2 separate regions of the Mus musculus genome follow, and region 1 is linked to region 2. Evidence: chromatin loops called from intact Hi-C (ENCODE). Cell type or tissue: gastrocnemius. All regions are shown on one strand. Region 1 overlaps Bmp6 (bone morphogenetic protein 6). Region 2 overlaps Bmp6 (bone morphogenetic protein 6).

The links. Peaks named below come from ENCODE experiments on the same cell type or tissue, not always from the same donor. Only the 100,000 strongest peaks of a DNase experiment are listed, where the experiment ranks them.
Region 1: it touches region 2 in a loop (3-fold over the local background); 13 of 42 quality-filtered maps call a loop at or near these places.

The regions. Positions count from the first base shown.
Region 1 is chr13:38,435,902-38,440,901 of GRCm38, reverse strand. All of the region lies in intron 1 of Bmp6 (bone morphogenetic protein 6), which reads right to left. Among named protein-coding and RNA genes, the nearest start is that of 4930579J19Rik, 23 kb to the left of the region's middle. In gastrocnemius, a CTCF peak has its summit at 2,737 (motif pointing right); a DNase peak (open chromatin) is centred at 2,730.
Region 2 is chr13:38,349,871-38,354,870 of GRCm38, reverse strand. The region is part of intron 1 of Bmp6 (bone morphogenetic protein 6); the gene reads right to left. Among named protein-coding and RNA genes, the nearest start is that of Bmp6, 6.7 kb to the right of the region's middle. In gastrocnemius, no CTCF peak of the experiment used is centred here; no DNase peak of the experiment used is centred here; H3K4me3 peaks cover 3,355 bases; H3K27ac peaks cover 4,842 bases.

The sequences.
Region 1 (5,000 bases), 86 kb before region 2:
AGTCACTGGAGCACTGGTGTAAAAGATGAGTATAGTCAGTGTTTTAATTAATTGAGAAGTTTTCCATTTGGAGAGAAGTTTTTCTCAACGCCTGCTTTCATCTCATGCATTACCCTCAGTGACTCAGTGAATGCATGTCCTGAGACTGGCTTCCTGGCTTCCATCTTACACCAGGTCAGAACCCAAGGGCAACCAGCAGCTAATATGTAGGTTTTGTGATCACAAAGACTTGAGTGCTGGCTCATCCGCCCAGTTTGTGTGAATGAGAAGAGCCACCTGACAGCGGAGAAGCCTGTACGCCTTTAGAGCTGGGGAGAAGACCTGTTCTAACTATTCCTGAATGGAGTGTGAATCTGCTCAAAGCCTTCCCTTGACACTCTCCATCTGACTGACTGCTGGCTTCGCCATGTGGAGGGCTGGCCTCCGAGGGCCACTGACTGACCGAGACAGTCTAACACAGATGTCTAGCCATGCTCAAGCGTCAGGGTCAGACCCTAACTGCAACTGCACCAATCCACAGGAGATTAGCAAGATGTCCCCGCCAACGATTTGGTTTCCGGTCTGCACTAGTATTTCTACAGCTCTGCTGTGTTCTATTTCCTCTCGTTCTATTTTTGGACATGGGGATTATGTTAGGAAGTCCACCAACCAGAGACAAAAGAAAGCCTTAATATCAAACACATTGCCCTGTTTAGCACTCGCTGCTAAGTTATAACAGGAACTAACCAGGTCGTTGTCTTCCCTCCATCTTTCATATTGTAGGGCCATGAGATATAACTCAGTGGTAGTGCATGTGCCTGAATGCTACACACACACACACACACACACACACACACATACACACACACACACAAGAGTGCATGCCAATCCAAACTGTGATGAGCGTGACCAGCCGCTGCAGGAACAGTATGTACTAGACATTAATCTTGCTATGTGCCCAGCTGAGTGATCAGCCCCACACATTTGGACTCCTTTCTCGCCGCTCCACTTCATCCTCATTGGTGTCAAACTTCCCCCAGTTCCTGAAGCCTGTCCGCAGCAGGGCCTGTATATCTGATTTGAGCCCTCAGAGCTTATTCTAAAGTTCTTGCTGTTGATCACCCTGCTGTTCTCCACACGTCCAACAAGATTTCGGTGTCCACCAGCCCGTCACTGTGTTAGTACCGAAGCCCTTGGAGGAGTTTGGCAGCCCATACCTTCCAGGAAGGAGGCACAACAATGCTTACAATTAAATGCAAGAAACCAGGACTAATTTCTTGATGAAGTCCTATGAGTTCTTGTGGTGGTCGTTGAGAGAGAAGGGACCTGAGTAGCTGACTCCGGAGCTTGGTATCACACAATATGGTTTTGAGAGACGTGCAGTTAAGCCCATTATATAACAGGCTAACAAGGACACCTGTGAGTCACCAACAAGGAAACAACAATGCCAGGAGATGGTGGCATACCCAGTTTGGGAACTGAGGTGGATCTAGTATATGGGCCTCCTGCTTCTTGGGCCACATCTCCCTGCACCGGCCTGATAAAGAGTGAGATACAGGGAAGAAAAGAGAACAACAGAGAGAGAATTCATGTCCTTAGTGAAGAACTCAGAGGTGAGGATGAAGGATAAAAATAAAGAGAACACGAACATTTTATGTAGAAGTAAGCAACCCTGAAATAAAAAATTAAGCATGTCAGAAGCTAGTGAATAAATAAATACATTGTGCATCCCGGAGTTCATCCAGCTAATTCTCCTTGGCCAGCATCTCTACAGGCCTGGTAGATTTGGGGGAGAAGATACTGGTTTGAGATTTCATAGTGTTGGTGTAGCTGTGATGAGTTCTATACTTCCTTTGTCAGTTCAAGCTAGACCCTAGAGGAAGATTTGGAAAAGCTCCCCAGTGAACAATAAAGACCCAAACGTAGAAGATAATAAACCTGATCTTAAGGTTGAAAGAACACTAATAAGGTTGGGGGCTCTAGCTGTGTTAAGCAAATTCCCAGAGCCCCCCACCCCGCATTAGATTTCTTACCTTAAATACTGGTATACCATACCCCAATTATGGTATATGATGTGATGAGAGGATGTTCAAGTTATGATTACAAATACTAATCAGTAAATTTTGAGTTAACCAGGGTTAGAGTTATTCACTTGGGTCAGATCTAATCTTAAGAGCCCTTTAAAGGCCCAGAGTTTTATCCAGCTGTGCTGGGCACTGGCCATTATCATAGAGGGTGTCCCTGAGAGCCCATGTCTTCGAGGCCCATTGTTCAGTCTCTAGAGATGTTAAGAGGAGGCAGAACCCTCAGCAGGTGGGGTATACCGGAAGGAAGTTTGGTCACTTGGGAATGTGCTCCCAAAAGGCATTCTGGGACTCTGGACTTTTCCATTCTCAGCCCCCTTAGGGGTGCAGTCTGATCTACCCTCTGTCCCCATACGACGACATTCTGCCTGACACTGGTATAAATGCAACAGTGCCAGGTGACCATGGACTGAAACCTCCGACACCTCTCTTCCTTTAAGTAGTTTTTCTTTGGCACTTTTGTCACAGCAATGGAAAGCTAGTAGGAGAGGGTAGTGGAGAGATGCCAGGTATGATGAGCAGGGAGCATCTCTGAGGAAGACAGGCGGCTTCTAGAACACAAGAACTTCTATTAATAGCCGTCAAGGGAATGGGGACCCCAGACCTACAACCACAACTAATTGAATTATTGCCACATCAAAGACTGGACCCGCTGCAGTTTCCCAGGGTTACCACGAGGGGGAGGCACCACTTAAGAGCAGGGGGTTTTCATCCTGCACCTCTGGTGGCTTTCTAGAGAAAAGGGGAGTTGGAGGAAAGGTGGGAGGGGCAAAGAAGTACTCCTTAGACAAGTGACTACTTCCGATTAGGAATCTGGGCAATTCCCAAGATAATCTGAAGGGGAAGAGTGGGGAATTTCTGTTCTAAAATGTGGACATTCAAACTGAAGATGATTGTTACTTCATGACAATGCAAAAGTGTAGGAAGCCCCGTGACACCACACTTTCTCTTTGGATGCTGATTTGCCCTGGACTGGAGATATGACCACAGTCTTCTCTGGAGCTACTGAGCAGTGGCACCGAAGAGCTGGTCAGTCCTCATGACACTGCCCTGTTGACTGTGTGGCTGAAGTAGGGTGCCCCTTAAGCTTGGGAGGGGTACACCACGCATTTTTCAACTTCCGGTGAGTTTCCTGAGACATAACCCCACTGTACGTGAGGGGAGCACCTGAAACCCACACCACTCCACAATATTGGAAGTCTTTTACAAAAATCTAACCATGAATCAGGATAAAAATGAAGCGAGACAACCAGAGAAGAGGAAAGAACACAGAACCAGGGACATTGATGACAAACCCTGTGCCATTAAGACCCTTAACCCATGCTAAGGATGGGTTTCTGTACTCGGCAATTTATGAAAACAAAGGTCTATAAATAGTTATACAACCCACATGGAAAAGCTGCCCTGGGAAAGCTGGGACCTAAGAGGGCCCCAGTAGGGATGGCTTCACAGCTGGACAGGGTGTTAAAACTGTAAATGAAGTCTTTTCTGTTCTTTGATATCTGGTAATGGAAACAAACAGAAGCTGAAGGAACACTGTAAACATTTACATTTTCTTCTCAGTTTTTAATAGTATAATAGAGTATGATTCAACATTTTTCTTCTTTGGACTCTTCATATAACAATAGTTTTGGAGGCTGCAGGGATGGGATGGCTCAGTGGTTAAAAGCACTTCTACTCTTACAGAGGACCCTGGTTCAATTCCCAACACCCACGTGGTGGCTCACAGTTGCCTGTAACTCTAGATCCAGGAAATAGGACATTTTTTTCCTTTTTTAAAAAGATTTATTTATTTATTTATTTTATGTATATGAGTACACTATTGCTCTCTTCAGACACACCAGAAGAGGGCATCAGATCCCATTACAGATGGTTGTGAGCCACCACGTGGTCGCTGGGAATTGAACTCAGGACCTCTGGAAGAGCAGTCAGTGCTCTTAACCACTGAGCCATCTCTCCAGCCTGAGGCCTGAGATATGATACTTTCTTCTGGCCTCTAAGGGCACCACAGGGACATGGAGGTACACAGATATGTACACTCAGGCAAAACAGCCATACACATACATAAAAATAAATAAAAACAAAAGACCCGCGTTTGATTTCCAGAACCCACAATTTAAAAAAGCCAAGTGTAGTGGCACAAGCTTAGAATTCCAGCACCGGGGAGGCAGAGACAGGAAGATCCCTGGGTTTCTCTGGCCATCCATCCTGGGTTCCAAAGCCATGACCGTGTCTCCAAAAAAAAAAAAAAAAAAAAGAAAGGAAAAAAAGTGGGTAGCCATCATGTATACACAAATAAGAATAGCTCTAGCAATTAGTGCCTATCATAGTTCTAACAGATGCACTAGTGTGGTTTAAGAGCATGTTGGGGGGAGGGGGCTCTTGCATGCTTAGCAATCTGCTACTGAGCTCTAGCCCAGCCTAATTCTGTTTATTTTGTGACTTACGGGAATTTTAACTTTGCCTCCGTTCTAAAGTATGTGTATGTTTATTCCTTATTATGGGTCTCTGATTACTTTATAGCTTGAATTCATAATCACTTTTATTTGCTTCCAGTTTATAATAGATCAATTTTGTAAATTTCTGTTGCCTAAAGGCTACTGCATTTCAAGACCTATCTGAAGTCTGAGCCAACTTTCATATGCACCAAAATGGAGAATTCCTTATGTAAACCTAGTGAAACGTTTCCTAGGATTTGAGAGTTTATAATAGTTACGTGAGAGAATATTCTGCCGGCCTCAAGACCAGATGGATCTGCTCACTCGTCCCTCCCCGAAGCCCTCCAGTTTTCTTAATCCAAATTTAACATAACCTTATCAAACCTTATCTGTAAGGTGATCTGTCACCACTGCAGTGTCACTAGAAAAGCCTAACCAAGGGACGAGAGCCCATGTGAACTTGACAAAGGGGTCAGGGATAGCTGATAGACAGATTCAG
Region 2 (5,000 bases):
GTTTGATTATGTATATATCCAGGGCATTTTCTTCCCCATTAAAGAGACAGCTTTTCCATAGAGGGTAATGAGCTATCCTGCGTGATGCTATGATGTAGCTACACATTATCCATATGTCCAAACTCACAAGAGGAACACCACGGGAGCAAATCCAAATGGAAGCTTTGGGTGCTGTCTAACAATGCTGTGTCCTCTATGATAACAGGTGGACCTCTCCTGATGAGGGATGTTCATGAGCAGGTGTGTGCTTGTGGTGGGATAAGGGATGCATAGGAAACTTCTGCTCAATTTATTGAAAGTAAAATTTCTCTAAATATATACACATTCATATTCTCTCTCTCCCCCCCTCTCTCCCTCTCTCTCTCTCTCTGTCACACACACACATACACACAGATTCTTTTTTAGCACACTGGCTCTCTTGTTAACATACTCTGATTTGGGAAAGTACAAATAAAATCTGGAAGAAAAATTATGCCAAGTAAAAATTTGTCATTTTTGTAGTTGGAAAAAAAAGTCAGCCTTTGGATAATTTAAATGTAATTCACAGACTTTCAAACGGGAGGGAAAATAACTAGTCTGGAAGAGTAAGCAAAGCCAATTTATAAAAATACGACCCCCCCCCGCCCCCCACCACCCAGCCTCATCCGCACAGACAGTTTGCACCAATGATAGAGCTAAGCTCCTCCTCTTCGGAGATTAAAGTCGGAATATTTTTCCCAGCCCACGTTCATGAACAGGAAACCAACAAGATTGTAAACACAGGAACAACAATCAACAGGCGCAGATGTTTGGGGCTGGGCAAGGTGAAAGGGTAAAACGGCAGGAGTGATATCAGGACCACAGCGGATAGCAAAGGTCAGGTCCGAGTGGGTCCTCAAGGGACTCGGTCACTGCCTGCCCTCAGTGCACTCTCCTCCTCCCAGACAACACTCCCAATGATGAGAAAACAATCTGAACGTAAAGTCGGCACTGGTGTACACAGACAGTTCATTCCTAGGGCAGTCCCACGATATCTATCTAGCACGACTGTCCGGGTCGTTGTCAAGGGCGTATGCCCGTGAACTTGAAAGCCAGGAAGGCGTGCTCCCTCTCAGAACCAAAAGTCCCTCTCTGAAAAAAAAAAAAAAAAAAAAATTTGAAGGTGATTCTTCAACCCAGTCATCTGGGATTGTGTGATAACAGGACTGTAGGGAGCCATCAAGGAATTACCTGATGTCATTTAGATACCATCTCCATTCTGGGCCTGATCTGCGAATAATGGAGTTGGGAAGGGCAGGAAGAGGATCGCCTGGTGCATATCAGTGGAACAATGCCGCTCAGGGCAGCATGGTTTTCAATTCAGTTTCTGGGAGAAAACAATTCTCTGTGGGGTCAACAGTCTTGCAGCATACCAAACAGGACGTATTTATAGACACGCTTCACATTTTCTTTTCAAAAAAAAAAAAAAAGAGTTCCAGAGGGAAAAATGTTATTGGCTATGAAAAAAAAAAAAAATCCAGAAAAATCCAGATTTCATCTCTGCCTCCCTCTCGTCTTAGCTGGAAGCGTTTCAGGACGCTTTGCCATTTCTGTATCGTTTTGTCTCTCTGCCCACACTAATGCACTAAGAATGGCTTCTTAGGGATTCCCCCTTAACACTGCCATCTAGCACCAAACATCCCAAGAAGTAGTGCTGACTAAATCTAAGGAGCTTTCAACGTGGGAGGCCAGGCGGCATGTGAGAATCTTCCAAATTCTAAATTCCTCAGTTTAGCGGTAATCTGCCAACCATCCCGAACTAGGTTAATCAATAAACTCAGAGCCGGTTATCTGTTACAAGGCATGCTTCCTCAGAAAAAAACCATGTTGTAAATGTTTTCCAAACGGTGCTGTGGATCCTAATTTTAGTCACAGGATGCTAAAAGACTATAAATTCACAGTAAACATACATCTTAGAGAACGTCCTCATAACATGTAACTAACTTAAATATCTATAAATATCAGTGATCAACTGTTATTGTTATATATGTTGTATTATTACTAATTATTATTAATAATTATATAGGTATTGTAGTAAGTGCTTGTAATTCCAGCAATCAGGAAACAGTCAAGATTCTGAGTTGGAGGGTAAAATGGGTTCCATAGTGAGATTCTTTCTCAAGCATCAATCAATAGGAAAAAAAAAGCCATACACACACACACACACACACACACACACACACGTTATTAATTTCTACTGTTAATAGTAAAAGATGGGCAGGTGGGTCTTAGGCTCTGGGAATTTCTGACCTGCTCAGACACTTCAGAGTTTGGTAGCACTAGTTACTTAGTAACTGAGATTCACTAAAATGCTTGTTTCCCCTCTCCTCTTAATACAGTTGTTACTTTCTTCTCTTGTTCCAGGTGAGGCTGCATTTGTTCTCTGGCTCAGGAATTCCATGTGGACAGGAGATGGGCCACAGGTTGAGTATCTGTGGAAACTGAGGGTTTGAGGACAGGACAGTGTGCGGGGAATGAGATTAACTCAGCTGTCTGGGTGGTAAGAGAGAAACAGGGAAAACAACAGGCACTGGTACTTTGATAGTGACACAAAAGAAAGACACCAACCCCAGCTATTTCCCTCCTCAGCTCCTGGGTGACAGCCCGTGCCCAGGGAAGCTGGGCTGGATTGCAGGCACGTGGTTGGGCTATCCTGCAGGCTCTGGAGGGTGGGACAGTTAGTGTGTAAGTTAATGGATAACAGCTGTTTACATGCCGGGGCCCTTGTAAATTGACTACTAGCATCGTCCTCCTGTATTGATTTCCACTGCTCTGATTTCTGCTGCTTTAAACTAGATACTCATGACAGCTTCTAATCAGAAACAAAATTACCTCATTAAAATACTGCCTACTTTCTTTCCATTGCTGGAAGCCAATGAAGGTGAATCAGAAAAGAGAGAAAGCAGGGGAGGAGGGGGCTTGGGGGTTCAAAATGAATATTAAAAACAAACTCAATAATTTTCTATCAAGTTATGAAATATTCATTCCCTAGACAAGTGCCTCTTCTGATTTGGCTGGAAAGCAGAACACAGGACTGATTTGTGCAAAGTTAACGCAAATGGGATTCACCCTCCACTTTGCTAACTCCACTTCTTCAGTAAGCCCAGCCTGAGACAAACTGATCAGTTATTGTTAGAGTTCCTCCCACTATTCTTGATAGCAAGTATTCAAAGCCCTCACCCATATTCATATGCAGCATACTACTTTGGGGCTGGGGATGGATCAATGGCTGAGTGTGGGCTTAGCATGTTTGGGACCCTGAGTTCTAGTCCCAGCCCTAGAAGATGAAATCCAGCACACAAAGCCGTTGGACTCTGAAGACATGCAGACACAGAGGAGATGCAATCGTGACTTGTAAAGAAAATGCTGCCTATCGCCTTCTCCTCACTTAACATAGAGATTCCCACAGTCCAGGGAAAGCCTTCTCCAAGCTAATCAGAGGCAAGCTTAAACAGAGGAACTGAGCATGACTCAGCACGTTTAAAAAAAGGATTTATACCCATTCTTAGAAGGACAACCAGAGGAAGCGACATCTGAAGGAGAAACAATGGTATCTGCTTGCCCTTTGATCTCAAGCTGAAGAACACTTTGTCCAGCTTCTTTGGTGAAAAGCCACTGAATTTCACATTTAAAACTCTTGGGGGCAAACATCTCCCTCTTCCCTGGACCACACTCTTTCAAATTCTCCCAGCCCCTTTTGCTGAGGATAGCTTACAGGCAACAAATATATTTTCTATTACTAAATAAATAAATAAATAAATATTCTCGATAAGTATGAGCAGCCCAAATGAAAAGCTGTGGTACTGAGCCTCTGTTTATAAGCGAAAGCCAGTACAGTGTCTCTGGTTACAGATACAAGCAGGGAGTATTCCATTTTTCTTCTAATTTATGTTTCCCAAGAGGAATTCAGTTGAGAAGATTGCCAATATTTTCAGTACAATAAGTTACTTGTTTCTTGTACTAACACTTACTGACTCCCTTTTCAGAGCATGATGTGGGCCTCTTATTTCATTTAATCCGAGCATCTGGAGATCAACACCTTATTAATTCAAGATAAGCCCGAAGTGCAGAGACTTAAAGAGGCACTATTTCTACTCTCACAAACGTAAAGATATTACAAATTAATACACAGGCGGATAACCTTTAAAAGGCCTATTAATAAAACATTTGCATGAAATACTTCAAACCAGTGTCCCAAATATCTCCAGGCATTTTACACTAAACACAAATCAAGAGTTATCTTTTCTAAAGAATCAGAACTCGCAGATCAGTGGGAATTTAAACTACAGGCTATTGTTTATAGTCTTGCTAGTGCGATCTTTTCCAAGTGTGGTCAGTGTGCTCAGCATTTTGTTAGGCTACCATGGTGGATCCGTGTGATGTCAGCCTCTCATCCTAAACAGTACATGCACAATGAGTAAGCGATTTTAAAAACAGAGACAGGCAGAGAGAGAAATTCCATGGGATCAGCACAAGGAAGGAAAGGACCAGGGTGCTGTGCTGATAAAGAGGAGGATGGGGCTTGTAGTAAGAAGGTCTTTGTAGGAGGGTGGACTTTTAACCTAATGCCTAAAGGATATCACTCCAAGGTCACCAAATTGGCAGGCTTGCATAGCAGAGCGTCAAGACATTTTGAGCAATAGAAAAAAAAAAAAAAAAAAAAAACAAATAGCAAATGCCATCTGGGACCCTCATTGGATATAAATTTACAAGCTCACCCAGGCCCTCAGCTGCCACACTGCAACAAGAGCAGACAGCCCTTCATGTCTCAGCCTGTTTCCAAGCCAGGATTTTAAGCAGTCAATATCAACAACAATGAGCTGGACCGAATGACCAGCGTTCGAGCTATGAGAGATTCATCCTGTTGATTCATACTTCCTGATAGTCAGGCTGGCTGACAAAGCTAGGGTGTTTCTAACGTATTTCATGAGCAAATTATTCCTCTAGTCCCAGGGAAGAGGCATGTTTACAGAGATGGGTAG